7 separate regions of the Homo sapiens genome follow, and regions 2, 3, 4, 5, 6 and 7 are each linked to region 1. A link is a contact called in ENCODE Hi-C or POLR2A ChIA-PET data. All regions are on one chromosome and are shown on one strand. Each heading gives the region's core, a stretch centred on a gene start or an enhancer-like site at or near the end of the contact. The rest is flanking DNA. Distances are from core to core; before and after follow the strand shown. Region 1 holds the start of ZNF302 (zinc finger protein 302). Region 2 holds the start of COX6B1 (cytochrome c oxidase subunit 6B1). Region 3 holds the start of KCTD15 (potassium channel tetramerization domain containing 15). Region 4 holds the start of TMEM147 (transmembrane protein 147). Region 5 holds the start of USF2 (upstream transcription factor 2, c-fos interacting). Region 6 has its middle 38 kb from the start of LSM14A. Region 7 overlaps LOC105372379 (a long non-coding RNA gene).

What was found. Hi-C counts contacts between places; a loop is a spot of excess contacts on that map. ChIA-PET counts read pairs that join two places held with the same protein, here RNA polymerase II (POLR2A). Pooled maps may share reads with other maps.
Region 2: a map of sigmoid colon shows a loop between it and region 1 (4-fold over the local background). The contact joins the promoter of COX6B1 here to the promoter of ZNF302 in region 1. A Hi-C loop is called at or near these places in 2 of 168 maps with a recorded cell type or tissue (ascending aorta and sigmoid colon) and 8 of 50 pooled maps. POLR2A ChIA-PET finds 5 or more read pairs at or near these places in 1 of 52 experiments (HEK293).
Region 3: a loop to region 1 is called in a pooled map, with 4 times the contacts of the local background. The contact joins the promoter of KCTD15 here to the promoter of ZNF302 in region 1. A Hi-C loop is called at or near these places in 7 of 50 pooled maps. POLR2A ChIA-PET finds 5 or more read pairs at or near these places in 2 of 52 experiments (activated CD4-positive, alpha-beta T cell and activated naive CD4-positive, alpha-beta T cell).
Region 4: a loop to region 1 is called in a map of ascending aorta, with 4 times the contacts of the local background. The contact joins the promoter of TMEM147 here to the promoter of ZNF302 in region 1. A Hi-C loop is called at or near these places in 1 of 168 maps with a recorded cell type or tissue (ascending aorta) and 10 of 50 pooled maps.
Region 5: a loop to region 1 is called in a pooled map, with 13 times the contacts of the local background. The contact joins the promoter of USF2 here to the promoter of ZNF302 in region 1. A Hi-C loop is called at or near these places in 13 of 50 pooled maps.
Region 6: a loop to region 1 is called in a pooled map, with 14 times the contacts of the local background. The contact joins the enhancer-like site here to the promoter of ZNF302 in region 1. A Hi-C loop is called at or near these places in 1 of 37 single-sample maps with no recorded cell type and 9 of 50 pooled maps. POLR2A ChIA-PET finds 5 or more read pairs at or near these places in 3 of 52 experiments (activated CD4-positive, alpha-beta T cell, activated T-cell and activated naive CD8-positive, alpha-beta T cell).
Region 7: a loop to region 1 is called in a map with no recorded cell type, with 17 times the contacts of the local background. The contact joins the enhancer-like site here to the promoter of ZNF302 in region 1. A Hi-C loop is called at or near these places in 1 of 37 single-sample maps with no recorded cell type and 7 of 50 pooled maps. POLR2A ChIA-PET finds 5 or more read pairs at or near these places in 1 of 52 experiments (OCI-LY7).

The regions. Positions count from the first base shown.
Region 1 is chr19:34,676,428-34,679,006 of GRCh38, forward strand. ZNF302 (zinc finger protein 302) reads left to right here and starts at 1,251. Exons shown (of 5, transcript NM_001289187.2): 1 at 1,251-1,676; 2 at 2,310-2,386. The coding sequence starts at 2,378. SCGB2B2 (secretoglobin family 2B member 2) reads right to left here and starts at 732. Exons shown (of 4, transcript NM_001025591.4): 1 at 1-732. It also overlaps the pseudogene ZNF807P and the pseudogene SCGB1B2P. RefSeq lists enhancers at 223-1,120, 780-879, 930-989, 1,121-2,017 and a silencer at 1,440-1,499.
Region 2 is chr19:35,647,039-35,649,617 of GRCh38, forward strand. COX6B1 (cytochrome c oxidase subunit 6B1) reads left to right here and starts at 1,285. Exons shown (of 4, transcript NM_001863.5): 1 at 1,285-1,365. RefSeq lists enhancers at 1,277-1,336, 1,497-1,546.
Region 3 is chr19:33,795,566-33,798,144 of GRCh38, forward strand. KCTD15 (potassium channel tetramerization domain containing 15) reads left to right here and starts at 1,305. Exons shown (of 7, transcript NM_001129994.2): 1 at 1,305-1,422. RefSeq lists a silencer at 1-3.
Region 4 is chr19:35,544,297-35,546,875 of GRCh38, forward strand. It overlaps TMEM147 (transmembrane protein 147), which reads left to right and starts at 1,330. Exons shown (of 7, transcript NM_032635.4): 1 at 1,330-1,520; 2 at 1,592-1,661; 3 at 2,230-2,289; 4 at 2,376-2,512. The coding sequence starts at 1,444. GAPDHS (glyceraldehyde-3-phosphate dehydrogenase, spermatogenic) reads left to right here. Exons shown (of 11, transcript NM_014364.5): 10 at 613-710; 11 at 802-1,023. The coding sequence ends at 874. It overlaps TMEM147-AS1 (TMEM147 antisense RNA 1), which reads right to left and starts at 1,733. Exons shown (of 4, transcript NR_038396.1): 1 at 1,641-1,733. RefSeq lists an enhancer at 947-1,639 and a silencer at 1,332-1,911.
Region 5 is chr19:35,267,684-35,270,262 of GRCh38, forward strand. It overlaps USF2 (upstream transcription factor 2, c-fos interacting), which reads left to right and starts at 1,279. Exons shown (of 10, transcript NM_003367.4): 1 at 1,279-1,480; 2 at 1,763-1,809; 3 at 1,898-2,016; 4 at 2,120-2,320. The coding sequence starts at 1,419. LSR (lipolysis stimulated lipoprotein receptor) reads left to right here. Exons shown (of 10, transcript NM_205834.4): 9 at 1-51; 10 at 141-281. The coding sequence ends at 176. RefSeq lists silencers at 60-139, 220-289, 390-539, 1,698-1,887, 2,028-2,347.
Region 6 is chr19:34,133,546-34,136,124 of GRCh38, forward strand. No RefSeq gene overlaps it. Among named protein-coding and RNA genes, the nearest start is that of LSM14A, 38 kb to the right of the region's middle. RefSeq lists a silencer at 814-1,223 and an enhancer at 1,207-1,742. Within about 2 kb of position 1,291, at least 38 of the 41 ENCODE cell types and tissues checked have a DNase peak (open chromatin) inside an H3K27ac peak, as active enhancers do.
Region 7 is chr19:35,212,801-35,215,379 of GRCh38, forward strand. The region is part of intron 2 of LOC105372379 (a long non-coding RNA gene); the gene reads left to right. Among named protein-coding and RNA genes, the nearest start is that of FAM187B, 15 kb to the right of the region's middle. RefSeq lists enhancers at 937-1,136, 1,177-1,226. Within about 2 kb of position 1,276, at least 25 of the 41 ENCODE cell types and tissues checked have a DNase peak (open chromatin) inside an H3K27ac peak, as active enhancers do; they include OCI-LY7, where a contact is called at or near this core.

The sequences.
Region 1 (2,579 bases), core at 1-2,500:
GAGAAATTGAAATTGCCCACCTCTTTCCTGGAAAACTCATGAATAATCCACCCTTGTTTAGCACATCATCAAGCAATAAATACAAGTATCCCTAGTCCAGCAGCCCAAGCTGCTGCTCTAACAATGGAGTACCCATTGTTTCTTTACTTTCTTAATACACTTGCTTTGGCTTTGCACTGTGCTCTCCCATGGATTTTTTCTTGCGTGAGCTCTAAGAACTCTCTCTTGGGGTCGGATCCGGACCCCTTTCTGGTAACAGAAGCACTGCTTCACGAAGATCATGCAGGTCAGTACTTAATAAGTACAAAAAAGTCTATAGCGACACTATTTATAATTTTAAAAATGATTGAAGTCAATTAACATTTAAGTGTTAAAAAGAAAGTAAACAACCCAAATATACACAAACAGTAGACTGCTCTGGCTTGCATACAGAGAGGTCCATTGCCCTTTTGGGTGGGCCTAAGAAGCACTTCTGGGGAGAGGGGGCGTCAGGCTGTGATGGCTGCGGGAGGAGTGACTCCTCCCAGGATGAGGGTCTCCATCCTCCCAGTGCTCACTCAAGTTCAGTATTTCCAAGTCCTTCCAGGGGCGTAACGCACGTCAGAACGGCCATTAGTGTCACAGATACGTGTCCCCTTGCATTTCCAGGAAATGCCCTTGGTTGGCGAACTACAGTCGTGACAGTCGGGCCACAGGGCGTTTTGTGAGTTATCGTCTTGGGCAAATGAGTGCCAAAAAAAAAAAAAAAAAAAGACCTGAAGGTGAACAGCATAGCGGCAGGGTTTGGGATGAGAGGAGCCCCTTTGCTAGCAACGGCGAGCACTTGCGCGGTACCAGCAAGGGCTGCCCATGTCTCGGAGGGAAACGTTTGTGTGAGCGCAGGAATGACCCGGAAGACCTTGGCACGGCTGCAGTTTTCTGGGAAATGTAATTTCTTGGTCCGGGCGCCATGGCCCTTATAAGTAGAGGGTGTCCCTTGGTTTCGAGTTGTATCGTTCACCAGAGGACGACTGTGTGCCCCAGGACAATTTGCGCATGGTCCTAGCTGGCCGGCTCTAGGTCGACGGCCCCAGGCGGTTAAGCTACTTACAAAGCCGTGACCGGTTTGCCCGCGGCGCACCAGGTCCGCGCAGCCGCAGAGACCCTTGGGAAGTGTGGTCTTCGGGTGCCGGCGGTTCGCGGCTTCCGGGACATTTGTACCGCAGGGGGAGGATTCTGGGAAATGTGGTTCGCCGTGGGCGGTGCACTGGGTCAGTCCCGCGATAGCTTCAGGCCTGGCGGCGGCTTCCAAGCTAAGGAACGGTTTGGGGCAGTGTCGTTCCCGGAGGTCGGCCGCCGTTACCCGCTCACCAGCTACGCGGCGCGTCAGGTCCGCGGAGGCGCGGGCTCGGGGCGCCTGCGGGACGGTGAGGCCCTGCTGAGGACTCCGGCAAGTGTGGGTCGCGGCGACGGCGGGGCTAAGGCCCTGGGTCCGCGCGCGGTTTGACCACGGCCGGGGCCTTGGGCATTTCCTGGCCTTCCTGTTGAGCCGTGTAAACGCGGGGTGATGACGGCGCCGACCTCTTGGCACTGTTGTGAGAGCGAAGTGGGCGCGAGAGCAGACGCCAGCTACAGTTTTTTTTGGGTTATGTCGTCATGAAGCCGGCGCTTTCAGTTGTGCAACCTTGAACAAATGGGTTCAGTATCTCGGAATTTCAGTTTTGTCTTCATTTTAAAAAATAAATCTGGTTTAGAACTCGACCTCAAGCGATCCGCCCGCCTCCGCCTTCCGAAGTGCTGGGATTAAAGGCGTAAGCCACCGCACCAGCCTAACGAACATGGCGAAACGCCGTCTCTACTAAAAATACAAAAAAAAATTAGCTGGGCGTGGTGGCACGTGTCTATAATCCCAGCTATTCGAGAGGTTGAGGTAGGAGAATCGCTTCAACCCGGGAGGCAGAGGTTGCAGTGAGTCGAGGTCGCTCCATTGCACTCCAGCCTGGAGACAGAACGAGACTCCGTCTCAAAAAAAAAAAAAAAAAAATCTGGAATAATATGAATGCACACCTTGCAAAGTGGTGAAGACTGAACGAGCTGATAAAGTTGTTACCGTTGTTTTATGAGTCTTTTGTATACAGAATAATTGATTTTCCCCGCAGGTGGCACCTGGTAAATAGCCCTTGCGGAGAAACACCCTGTTCCTTCCCAGGGAGAGATTGACGCTCCGGCGAGTGATTACCAGTGTGCTTTTCCATTAAGGTGTGTGACAGGTGCCGCAAGATAAGCCCGATTTTTCATGACTGCTTTTTCCTGCCTTTCTGTGCCCTCAGGACACTGCCCATCTCTAAGATAAGAACCTGGAAAGGGGACTCTGTTGGCCATTGGAAATTGCAGAATAATGTCTCAGGTAAGTCGGTGTGTCCCCAAATCTTCCTGAAACACTTTATTAGGCCTCTGTGTGTTTGCTTTGCTTCTCCTGCCTGTTCCCACCTAATCAAGTCCATTTAAGGGACTAGATCTATGGTTCCTTTCACTATAGGAAGAATGGAGCCCACAGGAGAGCTCCAAGGTATTGTCCTCATCACCCAGTGTTCCTCTTT
Region 2 (2,579 bases), core at 35-2,534, 970 kb after region 1:
TCAAAAGTTCAAGACCAGCCTGACCAACATGGACAAACCGCATCTCTACTAAAAATACAAAATTAGCCAGGTGTGGTGGCGCATGCCTGTAATCCCAGCTACTGGGGAGGCTGAGGCAGAAGAATCGCTCTAGCTCGGGAGGTGGAGGTTGCAGTGAGCCAAGATCACACCACTGCACTCCAGCCTGGGCAACAAGAGCAAAACTCTGTCTGAAAAAAAAAAAAAAAAAAAAAAAAAAAAAGCCAAATTGGCCAGGTAGGGCAGCTCACGCCTGTAATCCCAGCATTTTGGGAGGCCGAGGTGGGCAGATCACCTGAGGTCAGGAGTTCAAGACCAACCTGACCAACATGGTGAAATCCCATCTCTACCAAAAATACCAAAATTAGCCGGGAGTGGTGGCGTGCGCTTGTAATCGCACCTACTCGGGAGGCTGAGGCAGGAGAATCGCTTGAACCGAGTAGACGCAGGTTGCAGTGAGCCAAGTTCGTGCCACTGCACTCCAGCCTGGGCGACAGAGTGAGACTCCGTCTCTCTCTCTATATATATATTTTAAGGGTAGGGATTTTTGTGTTTTGTGCAGCGTGCTTTCTCAACCCGTAAAGTGCCTGATGGCTGGATACGGTGGGTCACGCCGGTAATCCTAACGCTTTGGAAGGCCGAGGCGGGAGGATCGCTTAGAGACCAGGAGTTCGAGTCCAGCCTGGGTAACACAGCAAGACCCCATCTCTATAAAATGCATATATATATCCAGGAGTAGCGGTGCGCATCTGTAATCCCAGCTACTCGGGAGGATGAGGCGGGAGAATCGCTTGAACCCAGGAGGCGGAGGTTGCAGTGAGCTGAGATCGCGCTACTGCACTCCAGCCTGGGCCATAGAGTAAGACCCTGTCTCAAAAATTTAAAAAAAAGAAAAAAAAAATTTAAAGAAAAGAAATACCTGACACAGAAAAAGCGTTCAATAAATATTTCTTGCATGAATAAAAGTACTTTCGCTGGGACATTTTTCTCCACACCTACCCTCCAGCCAGCCCCGGGATCTATAACACTCTCTCCGAGTGAAGACACAGAGGTGATGAGATCGGGTAACCCACGGGCGCCCGAGCCCCAGCCGCGCAAGCTCACGATTGGGCCAGAAGTGAGGATGAACAAGCATTTAGCCCAATAGAAAGTCGTAGTTCTCTTGCTGGGCGTGGCTTGAATGACTTCAGTGGCCTCCTCCTGGGAGGGAGCTGAAGCCGCTCGCAAGACTCCCGTAGTCCCCACCTCTCTCAGCTTCCGGCTGGTAGTAGTTCCGCTTCCTGTCCGACTGTGGTGTCTTTGCTGAGGGTCACATTGAGCTGCAGGTTGAATCCGGGGTGCCTTTAGGTGAGTGTGGAGGGTTCTGTAACCTGGGACCCCAGTCTAGCGGGCTGAGGAGCCGGACCCCAGCTTCCCTGAGAACGGGTTGAGGCTTCCGGCTGGCGGCGTCCGGCCTCCCTGGACCCCGGGGCCCTGTTCTGTTCATCGTAAGAGCTAACAATGATACGGTTCTTCCTTGATGCCAGGCAACATCCCAAACAACTTTAATTAATTTATTTAACTCTCCCACCAGCCCTATGAGATAGGGCCTGCGATTATCCCCTTTTGTCAGTAAACAGGCTCAGAGATACCAAGCGACCTAGCTGAACCTACACAGCGACCAGGATTTGGCCCAGGAGTTTGTCCTCCAGGGCTCTTCATGGCTAATTCACAGGCGTGGCCTCTCGCGGCTTGCCTGGGCCGCAGCCTGGCTCCCGGGTGTCCAGTCCATCCTCCCTTTTGGACGTTGGAGGGGCCGCAGCGTCATCTCCGATGCACCCTCATCCTCAGATACCGGGTAGAGATCTCGCCGGTAACGATCCTTCCTACTGCGTCTGTGCCCCAGCAGCTGGTGTTTTACACCCCACTTCCCCACCGAAAGACTGTTTTAGTGCTCCAGACCCCCACCACCACCTTGCGTCGCTTGAATTTGACACTGCTCTGCAAGTCTCTGTATAGCCCCACGACTCCTAGGATTCCCTGGAATATAGATACTTTTCTCTCAGGCTCCCGACGAACACTGTCACTTCTTCAGAGACATTATATTAAAGGTGTTTAACCCTGGGTCCGCAGAGTTGGTAGAATTCAAGGAATGCTAGTACTTGAATTGGGGTGGGGGGTGGAATTGCATCTGTGTTTTTACTAACCTTTTGAGGCAGCAACCTCGGTAGTACTAGCAGCAGCGGTGATTTTGTTAGCAATGAAAATCATAGACATTCCTTTTTTTTGTTTTTCTCCTTTTTTGAGACAGGGTCACTGTGTCACCCAGGCTGGCGTGCAGTGGAGAAATCTTGGCTCACTGCAACCTCTGCTTCCCTGTGCAAGCGATCCTGCCTCAGTAGCTGGGACCACAGGCACGCGCCACCACACCTGGCTAATTTTAATTTTTTTTTTTTTTTTTGAGACAAGATCTTGCTGTATCGCCCAGGCTGGAGTACAATGGCACAATCTCGGCTCACTGCAACCTCCGCCTCTTGGGTTCAAGTGATTCTCCTGCCCCAGCCTCCCTGGTAGCTGGGATT
Region 3 (2,579 bases), core at 55-2,554, 880 kb before region 1:
GTCCCTGGAGCCAGGCGGGGGCGCAGTGCCGGCCAGTCGCGCGCTCCGTTTCCTAGGAGCCGGGAAATGGTCGCCGAGGAGGAGGAGGAGGCACGGGCGGGGCGCAAAGGAAACAGGAGGAAGAGGAAGGGGAGGAGGAGTGGGAGTGGGAGAAAAGGAGGAAGGGGCGGCCGAAGCGGAGACTGGGGAGGGGCGTCCGGGGCGCGGACCTCGGCCGCGGGGAGTCTTGGCTGCCGCCGTCTCCATCGCGCCGCGCGCGTAAAGGAAATGGCGCGTCTAGCCGCGAGCGGTCGGCCCGGTGCCCCAGCGCGTCCCTCCCCCGCGGCGGCCGACCGCGTGTCCGCAGACGTCACGGGAGAGGGGCAGCGGGGCAGAGACCCTGGGAGGGCGGCCAGGGAGCGGGGGAGGGGCGGCCTGGCCCCCGGCTCCGCTCCAGCCCCGACCGACTGGCAGCCCAGTTTCTTCCCAAGTCCCGCCCCCAGCCCCGGGCGCCGCGGCGGCGGCTGCTCTCCTCTTTGTAACCGAGGAGTCAAGAAATGTGAGAAACGTGCCCTGTGTTACTTATTTGGGAGCCGAAAATTTATGCCCAGCTGAAAGCGCCCGGGGAAATATTACATCAGATGAAATGACAATGATTAAAATCAGCCTCTCCCCCGCCCCCTCCCCGAGCCCGGAGGAGGCCCGGGCGCCGCGTGGCCGGCCGGCGGGGGGCGGGGGGCTGGGCCGCGGAGGGCGCTGGGGCCTGGGCGCACCGCTCCCGGGAGGGTCCTGGCCGCGGCCCCGGCGGGAAGGCGCGGGCTTCGGGAGAGGCGGGTGGGGATCGCCCGGCGAAAGGAGGGGAAACGGCGCGTTTTTGTCGCCAGGCGCGGGCGCGCGGAGCTAATTGCGACTCTAATCCTCTGCCCCGCGGCGCAGCCGAGCCCCGAGCCAGGAGTCGCCGCGCGCGCCCGTTCGCGCTGGGTAATTTGGGGCCGGATCGCTGCCCTTTACGTCCGGGCTGGGCCGCGGCGAGGCGCTGGCTAGGGGCTGGAGTGGGGGGCTGGTTTTCTCTCCAGCAATCGAGGGAGGCCGCCGGAGAGAGAGGAGGGAGGAGAGGAGGTGGGAGCGGCGGGAGGGCAGCCGGAGAGCGGCGCGAGGAGGAGGCGGCGGCGGCGGAGGCGGCGGCCGCGAAGAGGGGAGGAGGCGAGGGGAGGGTGGGGAGGGGAGGCCCCGGCGCGCCGCGCCGCGAGGGGCCGCGTGAAGCGGGGGCCGGGGCGGGAGGGGTGGGTGGGGGGAGGGTTGGGGGCGAGAGAGAAAGTAACTCCAGGACGAGACCGGAGCGACCCGCGCAGCGAGCATAGGCGGCGAAGCTGCGCCCGGCGCCCGAGACCGGCAGCTGCGTGGGGCGGGGGCTGCGCCCGAGCCCGATCTGCCGGCTCCGAGGTAAGCTCAGCGCGGGCGGCCACCGCTCAGAGCCGCGCAACCCTGCCCCGAAGTGGCTGCGATACCGAGAAAGTCGCCCGGCCAGGGTCTGGACCTGGGCGGGGGCGGCCGCTTTGTCCCTCTGCTGGGCGGCGGGGGCTGGCGGCGCGGGGGTGCCCAGCACAAAGGCCTGGTGCAAGAGTGGGGTTGCCCACGTGGGCTGGTCCTGGCCGCGGGTGGACCCTCCCCACGCGGGCGGTCTCGGAGCTTCCTGCCGCGCGGTGTGTGTGTGTGTGTGTGTGTGTGTGTGTGTGTGTGCGCGCGCGCGCGCGCGCGCTTGTGGAGGTCCCCGCACTCTGGCCCCTGTTCTGGGCCGAGCGCCCTGCAGAGCTGGCGAGTTTCCGGGGTCAGAAACGGGCTCACGCAACTGGGGCTTCGGGATGCACAAGTCCCGGCTTGGCGCCCAAAATCAGAGAAAGTCTCCAGTGGGACAGATGTGCGTCCTCTGACGCCCACCCCACGAGTCCGAAACCTGGCAGGAGGGGCTGTCGCGCTGGTGGTGGTCCCGGGCGCGCAGGGTTTGGGGCTGGGAGAGGGGCCGCGATGGGAGGGATCGCCGCCTGCAGATCCGGTTCCCCGCTGCCCGCCCGCACCCCCTGACCTGGACGCGCGCACCCGGCACACACTCGCAAACACACCCGGGGGCGGACCCCCGCCTCTGCAGCGCCTTTCTGTCTTCCGGCGGCCCCCACCCGCGACTGCAGAAAGATAAGCTTCAAGTTTTCGCTCCGTATCTCAAATGTGCATGAAGGAATTTAACTGCACGAGTGAATAACAGCATTAGTTTCAATTAATTTTTTTTTAATCCCGGCAACAATAAACTTTGAGAACAAAAGCGCTTTTACGTCCTTAATTAGGCGAGCTTCCCATCTGTGGTCTCCAAGTGTCTGCCTCTTGATTTAACTTTGTCCCCGCCCCGCCTCCGCGGCAACCCCTCCCAGCCCAGCCCCGCGCTTCGGGTGCCGCGGCCACCCCGCCCCGCGGCGCCTCCAGCCTTGGCCCAAGCCCTCTCCCGTCGCCCCTAAGTTCACACCGGCCGGCTGGCTCCGCGGCGGAGGCGGGAGGGGGGGGGTGGGGAGGCTGGCGCGCACCAGGTGGCCCGCCTGCCTCTCCGGGGC
Region 4 (2,579 bases), core at 80-2,579, 870 kb after region 1:
TGGCCAGATGCCTTCTCTGTGAGGAGTGGATGCCATGGTCATGGTGGACCCCTGTACATCCACCTTGGTGCTGTCTCCCTGCATTAACTCCTGCAGGTCCACTTTCCCACAGTCACTGGGATCTTTTGTTTTAATGGAATCACATTGCATCACCCGTTTTCAGGATTGAAAACACTCCTGTGGCCTTTCATGACACTAGGGCTAAAACCCTCAGGTCCTCCCTTCCTGCAGCTCCTTCTACCTCAGACACTGTGCTGAGGGCCCCAGCCGGTCAGATCTTTCTAGTCATCTAGACCCAGGCTCATGGCCACCCCTCAGAGAGGCCCTCCATGCTGGCCCATTCCAAACGCTTGCATTATTCCTAGGAAAGGGATGTACTGGTACAGCATGAGGGTGTTTGTGACCTGTGCCCTTTGGCCAGACCCTGACACAGTGCCTTGGTCATACCCTGCACTTGGTCATACCCTCCAGTCCAGAGACTGGACACAGTAGGGCTACATCAAATATTATAGATGAATGCATGGATGGGCGATAGAGTTAAGAGTCGGGGCCTCAGCTCCTGGAGGTCCTTGCTCTGCCGGACACACTTATCTTTGAAATTCTGACTTCCAGGTCGTCTCTACGGACTTCCTCGGTGATACCCACTCGTCCATCTTCGATGCTAAGGCCGGCATTGCGCTCAATGACAATTTCGTGAAGCTCATTTCATGGTAAGGGGGAAGGAGCTGGAGACTTAGAGGGAGGGGAACTAAGGGGTGGTCGGAAGGAACCCCCTTGAACCTCCCGACCCCTCCTCCACAGGTACGACAACGAATATGGCTACAGTCACCGGGTGGTCGACCTCCTCCGCTACATGTTCAGCCGAGACAAGTGAAACGGGAAGGTCCTTTCTTTCCTTCCCAGGGGCCGGGGCCGGAACATGTGCCTCCCGTTCCAGCATCTGGCTGCCCGGGGGAGGAAGGACACCCGGGGCGGGCGCCCCACGCCGATGGGTCCATGGTGAAATAAAAAACAGTGCTCACGGCTGCGTCCCGTATCTCTGCGCCGGTCAGGGCGGGTTCTGATCCGGGTTTGAGGCCCGCCCCACCCTTACTCGATCGCCTGCGCCCACGGGCGAGGGGTCGCGCTCGACTCCAAGCCGGGTTCCACTTCAGGAGACCGGGACCGCGATGGCAGCGGTAGAGGCCCCGCATGGCCGGAAGTCACTCCCCAAAGCGCTGGGCCGGCAGCGGTGGGACCCAGGGCCGGCCACGGGCTCTCTGACGTCACTGGGCGCGACGCCCCGCGCCGGGACTACTGCTCCCAGAAGGTCGCGCGCGGGCCCCCGCCAGTCAGGTGGGTGCCAGGCCCTGGCCGTGGCGAAAGAGCCGGCGGAGCCGGAGACCCGCTCCCGGAGACGCCGCCTCGCGATCCCCGCGCGGGCGGGACCGGGCGGCCGGCATCATGACCCTGTTTCACTTCGGGAACTGCTTCGCTCTTGCCTACTTCCCCTACTTCATCACCTACAAGTGCAGCGGCCTGTGAGTGCGGGAAGGGCGCGGGGCGGAGAGGGCGCGGGGCCCGGGCCGACCCTCACCTCCCGCTTCTCCAGGTCCGAGTACAACGCCTTCTGGAAATGCGTCCAGGCTGGAGTCACCTACCTCTTTGTCCAACTCTGCAAGGTGAGGGCCACCGGGAAGCCACGTGTTCTGGCCCCCAGGCTCTGCAGACCCAGGGACCCGCCCCCGTTGCCTATCCGCGCCCCCGCCGCCCCACGGTGGGACCGCCCTCGGGACTCCGCACTGGGAGGCGTCAGGATACCTAGAGAGGATGGACTTTAAAGAGGGCACGACCTGAGAAGAGACCTAGAAGCAACTTTTGCGTAGCACTTAGTAAAACTGAGAAAACCTCAGTAGTGTGGTTGGCTAACAGGTTTTTTTTGGTGCGGTTAAGAGTGATCACTGATTCCGTACGTGCTGCTAACACTGCCCAAGGAGCAGCACCTTCAGACCTGACTCAGATGCCCTGTGATCACCCAGAACTCAAACTTCCAGCCCCCTCGGGGACCCGGGGACCTATCCTCTATCTCCCCGATTCCTGTAATTTTGCCACCATCTGGTGGTTCCTCTTCCAGATGGGCCCCCAGAACCTGTCCTGCCCTCTTCCTACCCACGAACTTCCCACAAATCCCACGTGGTTTATCTTGATCCCCTCACCTTGAAGTGACCTCTTTCTGCTTTCTGTTCTCAGATGCTGTTCTTGGCCACTTTCTTTCCCACCTGGGAAGGCGGCATCTATGACTTCATTGGGGTGAGAGGGGCCAGGGAAGGGAAGGGAGTTCAGGAATGGGGCTCCCTGTCCCCCTGTGCTTACTTAAGCCTCAACCTGACCCGCAGGAGTTCATGAAGGCCAGCGTGGATGTGGCAGACCTGATAGGTCTAAACCTTGTCATGTCCCGGAATGCCGGCAAGGGAGAGTACAAGATCATGGTTGCTGCCCTGGGCTGGGCCACTGCTGAGCTTATTATGTCCCGGTGCGTACAGCAGCCTGGAGCCCAGACCCCTGAGAAGGGACACCTGGGTTCCACGGGGGTGCTGGAG
Region 5 (2,579 bases), core at 29-2,528, 590 kb after region 1:
CCGTACTCGGAGACCGACTCGCAGGCGTCCCGAGAGCGCAGGCTCAAGAAGGTGAGGGCCGCCCTCCCTGGCGTCCAGACCGTCCCTGGGCCCCCAGCCGGTCCCCGCGGCTCATACCCTTCTTTCTTTCTCCCTTGCAGAACTTGGCCCTGAGTCGGGAAAGTTTAGTCGTCTGATCTGACGTTTTCTACGTAGCTTTTGTATTTTTTTTTTTAATTTGAAGGAACACTGATGAAGCCCTGCCATACCCCTCCCGAGTCTAATAAAACGTATAATCACAAGCTCTGGAGAGAACCATTTGTTCGGCCGCGCGGGGCGGGGGACCGGGGCTGCTCCCGTATGCGTCTGTAAAGCGCCGCGTCCCGGGGGCACCGGAGTCCGGGGCCGGGAGGAAGAGACCCAGCCTGGCCCGGCCCGCGCCCGCGCCGCCGGCCGGAGAACGTGCCCCGCGCAGCCGCCGCCCGCCTGCGTGCGCGCCCCGGCCCCGCCCAGGCGTGCGCATGCGCCCCGGCCCTCCGCCTTCGCGCACCGCAGGCTGGCCGTCCGGGACGCGCGCGCGCTCCTCTCCCCTTCCAGCCCATCCCCCCCAGCCCCCCACCGACCTACTTTACTGTCTCCAAACTCGGGCAGCCCACCTGGCCCCCGACGACCCCAGCCCCTGCACCGGGTACCCCGACGTTCCATCCAGACCCGCGTTTCACCAGGGCGGCGCGCGGCGACCTCGCGCCCCGCGGAGCCCCGGGCTCGCGCGCGCCCGCCCGCCCCCGGAGACAGACCAGCGCGCGCGCCCCGGGCCGCCTCCCCCCAGCGCGCGTCCGCCCCGGGGCTCGCGCCGCCGCCGCCGCCGCCGCCGCGCGCGCGCAGCTCAAGTAAAGGAGGAAAAAAAAAAGGGGGAAAAATAGAAAGCGGCGGCGGCTGCAGCAGCGATCCGCCGCCGGACTGGGCCAAGCCGGGCGGCGGCCGCGCGAGCCGGCGATCCAGGGCACTGGCGGCGGCCAGCCAGGGCGGGCCGTGTTCAAAAAAAAAAGTCGCGGCGGCGGCGGCTGCTCAGGGAAGGAGGCCTGAGGGCCGCGTGCAGCGGGCGGGCAGCTGGGTGGGCTGGGGGCGGCCGCGCGGCGTCCCGGAGCCTCGGGCCGCCCGGAGCCGGCGGGCGGGCGGAGGCGGAGGCGGCGGCGGCTGCAGCGGCTGCAGGAGCGGCGGCGGCTGCGGCGGCGGCGGCGGCATCTCCTCCTCACATGACCCCACTGTTTGTCCCCGTGATCAGCGCGAGCGGCTCCCGTATCTCCTCCGTCCCCTCCTGCCGCGCGGCGTGAGCGCCGGGCTCGGGGCCCCCCCGGCCGCCCGCCCCCTCCCCTCCCTCCCTCCCCTCCCCTCCCCTCCCCCCCGGGCCCCGCGCCCCCCCCGCCCCCGCCCCCCCCATGGACATGCTGGACCCGGGTCTGGATCCCGCTGCCTCGGCCACCGCTGCTGCCGCCGCCAGGTAAGATCCCCGGCCCGGCCGTGCCCCCGCGCCCCGGCCCCGGCCCCGGCCCCGCGGCCTGCAGGCCGGGGCCGCCATGATCCCGAGCGGCCGCGGGCCCGGCTCAAAATGGAGGCCGCCGGCGCGGGGGGGACCTGGCGCCTCCCGCCCCCGGCCCCCGGCCTCGGCGGCGCCCCCGGCCTCAGGCGCGGCCGGGTGGGACTGGGGCCCTGCAGCTGGGCGCGGGGGCGGGGGCGCGGGCGCGGGCCGCGCTGACCCTGCTCCCTCCTGTGCCCCTGGCAGCCACGACAAGGGACCCGAGGCGGAGGAGGGCGTCGAGCTGCAGGAAGGTGAGTGCTTGCCGGGCCGGCCGCGCCCGGGGAGGGCTGGGGGCGCTCGGCGCGGCCCTGACCGTGCCCCGACCCTCCTCGGCCCCAGGCGGGGACGGCCCAGGAGCGGAGGAGCAGACAGCGGTGGCCATCACCAGCGTCCAGCAGGCGGCGTTCGGCGACCACAACATCCAGTACCAGTTCCGCACAGAGACAAATGGAGGACAGGTGAGCGGCGGGCCGCGAGGGCGAACGGGCGGGCGGGCGGGCGCGCCGGGAAGGCTCGGACCTGGCCCCAGCGCCGGCCTCGCCGCTCTGCCGCCCCCTGCAGGTGACATACCGCGTAGTCCAGGTGACTGATGGTCAGCTGGACGGCCAGGGCGACACAGCTGGCGCCGTCAGCGTCGTGTCCACCGCTGCCTTCGCGGGGGGGCAGCAGGCTGTGACCCAGGTGGGTGTGGACGGGGCAGCCCAGCGCCCGGGCCCCGCCGCTGCCTCTGTGCCCCCAGGTCCTGCAGCGCCCTTCCCGCTGGTAGGTGCCCTGCCACCCCTGGGTGGGGGGGGGAGGGAGTGGAGAGGGGACACTGGCTCTGCTCTTGGGGAGCCCCGGGGGTGGGGCAGGTGTCGCCCAGCGGATGCTGCCTTCAGGCCTCAGGCTGCATGGGGCCAGATCCCTGTTGTGCACCGTGAAACCTGGGGACAGTGCTCTTGGAATTTTTTTTTCCCGCAAAATGGGAATGATGTGTCTTAAGAGGAAAGTTTCTTAGAGTGCGAAACGGATTTGCTCAGCA
Region 6 (2,579 bases), core at 41-2,540, 540 kb before region 1:
TTCCCTAATCTCAAGTACCCAGGGACACACACACTCTGCCTAGGAAAACCAGAGACCTTTGTTCACTTGTTTATCTGCTGACCTTCCCTCCACTATTGTCCTATGACCCTGCCAAATCCCCCTCTGCGAGAAACACCCAAGAATGATCAATAAAAATAAATAAATAAAAAATAAATAAATAAATAAAAAAGAATATATTTTATTGGCTGGGCACGGTGGCTCGCACCTGTAATCTCAGCACTTTGGGAGGCTGAAGCGGGCGGATCACCTGAGGTCAGGAGTTCGAGACCAGCCTGGCCAACATGATGAAACCCCATCTCTGCTAAAAATACAAAATTATCTGGGAGTGGTGGCGTGCGCCTGTAATCCCAGCTACTTGGGAGGCTGAGGCAGGAGAATCGCTTGAACACGGGAGGCGGAGGTTGAGCCGAGATCGCGCCACTGCACTCCAGCCTAGGCAACAAGAGTGAAACTCTGTCTAAAAATATATTTTTTTAAATTTGTTTTGTATCAAGAAAAAAATACGAAAACATAACTTTATTGTAGCAATCTAATGCAGGTGTCTTTTAAAACTATCTTTTATTTCCAGATGGGACTTGGGAATTTCTTTGTTTTATTTTTTAAATACATTATCTTTCACAAACTCGGGGAGGAACAACTGTTTTTTAACCAAAAACTCCTCACCCAGGAACAAGCAAACTGCCTGAGAGCTGCATCTATTTTGCAATAGTGCCCCTGAAGCGCGCACGACGCCGCAGGGTAGGCGTCCCGCTCCTGACTGGACTCGTGGCACGGTCCTAAATTTGCAGAGGGACCCAGGGAGGATCAACCCACTCGACACTGGCAATGTCCCCACCTTCCCTAGCTGCAAACTGAAACCAGCAGCCGAGCCTCCCGCTCTAGAGGCGCGGCGAGGGGCGTGGCCGCGGCTGGGGTGGGGCTAGGGGCCGGGTCGTGCCCCCCGAAACTGGGCCGTGCCCCCCGCCCACCTCACTGCGCCTGCGCCCGAGGGCGCGGGGCAGGCTGGGAAGTAGCGTTAAGGTGGTGGTTGGGTGCTTTGCGGGTCACTTGTTGCGCTGCCCGCACGTTTGTCGCGGCTCCTGGATGCCTCTTTGGCCGCCTCGCCTGTTCCGGCTCTCTTATCTGCCCAGTCTTCCCGGCCCCTGCCCCGGACCCTCCTGCGCGCCCCTCCGGCTGCCTGTGTGCGACCCCAGCAACCGGCCCGGGGTCTCGCCGGCGCCGTCAGGTCATCGTCCACCCGGCTTGTTCTCAGCTTACCGAGAACGCCCCAGCCCCTGCGCTCCTCCTGTCTTACTTGTGTTGAGTCATTTAATCCGCTTTGCAATTGAGACATTGAAACGGAGACGCTCAGGAACGTGCTTCAGGTCACAGATCCAAGATGAGTTAGGGCCTGGAATTGAGTCGGGCTGCCTGCCACCATTCCACCTTGCATGTCACACCTGGACGAATACCCTGTGCTTCACCTAAATTCGCCTAAATTTTCACTATTTCTTTTTATTTTCTTTTCTTTTTTTTTTTTTTTCTTGATACAAGGTCTTGGTAGCCCAGGCTGGAGTATATTGGCGTGACCAGAGCTAGCTCACTGGAGCTTTGAACTCCTGGGGCTCAAGTGATTCTCCCGCCTCAGACTCCCAAATAGCTGAGGCTACAGGCGCAGGCCACTACACCCGGCTAATTATGACATTTTTGTAGAGGGGGCGGTCTCACTATGTTGCACAGGCTGGTCTCCAACTCCTGGGCTCAAAAGATCTCCCACCTCGGCCTCCAAAAGTGCTGGGATTACCGGCGTGAGCCACCGCATCCGGCCTGTTCACTATTTCTTTTTTCTTGACTTTCTTCTTTTTTTTTTTTTTTCGGAGGCAGAGTCTCACTCTGTCGCCCAAGCTGTAATGCAGTGGCGCAATCTCGGCACACTGCAACCTCTGCCTCCCGGATTCGAGTGATCGCCTCAGCTGGGATTACAGGTGCCTGCCACCACGCCTGGCTAATTTTTGTACTTTTAATAGAAACAGAGTTTTGCCATAATGGCCAGACTGGGCTTGAACTCCCGACCTCAAGTGATTCACCCTCCTCGGCCTCCGTAAGTGCTGGGATTACAGGTGTGAGCCACTGCGCCTGGCCTGTACACTATTTCTTAATCCCTGCCAGGGCGGTGTTATCTTTGCAGCTGAGAGTTCTAAGTGACTTGACAAAGGACACTAGCGCAACTTTAATAGCAAAGCCTGGGCCATTTCCACCACCACATGTGTGGCCTGTGTTCTTTCCCACACCTTTTAAAATTTTAAACAGCCTTATTGAAGTGCTGGTGTAAAGCCTGTACATATTTAAAGCATACAGTTTGCCTTTTACATATGTGTGTATACATCCCTGAAACCACCACCACAATCAAGAGAATGAACATAAAAGTTTCCTTCTGCTCATTTATAATCCTTCCTCCCAGTCACAGCCTACCGTATCAGTCCCTCAGATAACAGTGAATCTGCTTTTGGTCACCGTGGATTAGTTTGCGTCCTGTAGAATTATATGTTAAGGAATCATATACTATCTGCTTTTTCTCA
Region 7 (2,579 bases), core at 26-2,525, 540 kb after region 1:
CATGGCAAAACCCCATCTCTACTAAAAATACAAAAACTAGGCCGGGCACGGTGTCTCACGCCTATAATCCCAGCACTTTGGGAGGCCGAGGCAGGCGGATCACGAGGTCAGGAGATCGAGACCATCCTGGCTAACACAATGAAACTCCACCTCTACTGAAAAAAAAATACGAAAAAAGTTAGCCGGGCGTGGTGGCATGCACCTGTAGTCCCAGCTCCTCGGGAGGCTGAGGCAGGAGAATAGCGTGAACCCGGGAAGAGGAGCTTGCAGTGAGCCAAGATCACACCACTGCACTCCAGCCTGGGCAACAGAGCAAGACTCTGTCTCAAAAAAAAAAATGCAAAAACTAGCTGGGCATCGTAATGCACACCTGTAATCCCAGCTACTGGGGAGGCTGAGACAGGAGAATCACTTGAACCCAGGAGGTGGAGGTTGCAGTGAGCCAAGGTCGCACCACTGCACTCCAGCCTGGGCAACACAGCAAGACTCCATCTCAAAAGAAAAAAAAAAGAAAAGTATTTTAATATCAAAGAAGAAGGAAGAGGGCCAGAAAGAAGAGATAGGGCTGAAAAAAGAAGGCAGGAAACAAGCAGAATGTTTCCAAAGAGTCCCATGAACTATTCAGAAAACAGTTGTTTTGTTTTGTTTTGTTTTGAGACGGAGTCTTGCTCTGTCACCCAGGCAGGAGTGCAGTGGCATGATCTCGGCTCACTGCAACCCCACCTCCTGGGTTCAAGTGATTCTTCTGCCTCAGCCTCCTGAGTAGCTGGGATTATAGGTACACGCCACCATGCCCAGCTAATTTTTGTATTTTTAGTAGAGACGGGGTTTCAACATATTGGCCAGGCTGGTCTCAAACTCCTGACCTCATGATCCACTCACTTTGGCCTCCCAAAGTGCTGGGATTACCGCGCCCGGCCAAGAATTTTGTCTTTAAAGGAGTTGACAGTGGGGTGTGGACCGTGTAGCCGAGACAGCTTGCAGGGTGAGTTAAGAGTCCGCCTGGATTCCATCCCCAGCCCTGCCACACTTTGTCCATGAAGCAAGTGACTGTCCCTTCCCAAGCCTCAGTTTCTGCACTGCAGAATGGGGACCATTGTCCGTGGCATTTCCACAGGTTGGCGTGAGAACCTGTTGAGCCCACGCAGCAAGGTGTGCCTGTTGTCTATGGTAAGGGGCAGACGGCATTGCCTACTTTCCACTCGTAAGATGTCATTGCATGTACCCGGTTCTCACTTGGCAGATGAATCAAAGGGCTATAAATAGCCATGTCTTGGTTTCTCATAAACGCATTAAATATGACTTGGCATCTTGCCCAGGCTTCCTGTCAGGGCAGTGGACGAGGATTGTTTTGCAGAGGTCTGATGAGTGTCAAGGTTATAGTCACGTGCAGGTGCGTGAGGCAGGACTCGAAGTGAGCCCCAGCTGCCCTGGGGAATGAGGGGGTCTTCCCTTCCACCCCCATGCCCTCCTTGGCATAGGTTTACACCAGCCACTGTGGGCCCTGGCAAGCCCCGCCTTGTGGCTCAGGCTGGGCCACTGGCCTCTTTGCTGGCTTTGCCTGGACTCACCCCACTGGTCCAGCTTGCATTTGGTCAGTCTATTCACAGGTGAATTCTGGGAAGACTGGACCCGGCTATGGGAAGAGGGGAGAGGAGGGAAAGGTGGACACATGACTCGTGAGCTTGCTGGGCTGTCCTGGGCCCCTCCCTCCATCTTACTTCATGAAGTTCTCTGAGGCTGACCTCACCCCTGACTCAGGGATGAGGCCCTGGGGGTGGCAGATGTGGACTCTGGAACCCCGCTGCCTAGGTTCAAGTCCCAGCTGCTCCATAGAGGACCTCAGGCTTGTCTATGCTCTCAGTACCTCAATTTCCCCCCTCTGTGAAATGAAGGTAATGCCTCATAGAATCTACCTCATGGGGCTGCTGGAAGGATTCAATGGATGTTGATCATGATCATGATTTCCTGATACTCAGAATAATGCCAGGCACAGATTATCTGCTCTGAAAAACGTTTTGCTATTATTATTTTTCTGCTAGTGATAGTTAAGAGCAAGGACTCTAGACCCAGCCCAGTTGGGTTCAACGCTCAGCTCCACCACTTGCAACCAATGTAACCTTAAACCTGGATATAATCTCTCTGTGTCAGAGGCATGTGAACCAGAACAACTCCATCTTGAATGGGGCTGGGTAAAATGAGGCTGCATTCCCAGATGGTTAGGCATTCTAACTCACAGGATGAGATTGGAGGTCAGCACAAGATACAGGTCATAATGACCTTGCTGATAAAACAGTTTGCAGTAAAGAAGCTGGCCAAAACCCACCAAAACCAGAGTGACCTCTGTTCGTCCTCAATATGACACTCCCATCAGCACCATGACAGTTTACAAATACCATGGCAACATCAGGAAGTTACCCTATATGGTCTAAAAAGGGGAGACATGAATAACCCACCCCTTGTTTAGCGTAACATCAAGAAATAACCATAAAAATGGGCAGCCAGATGCCCTCAGGGCTGCTCTGTCTATTGAGTAGCCATTCTTTATTCGTTTACTTTTTTAATAAACTTGCCTTCAT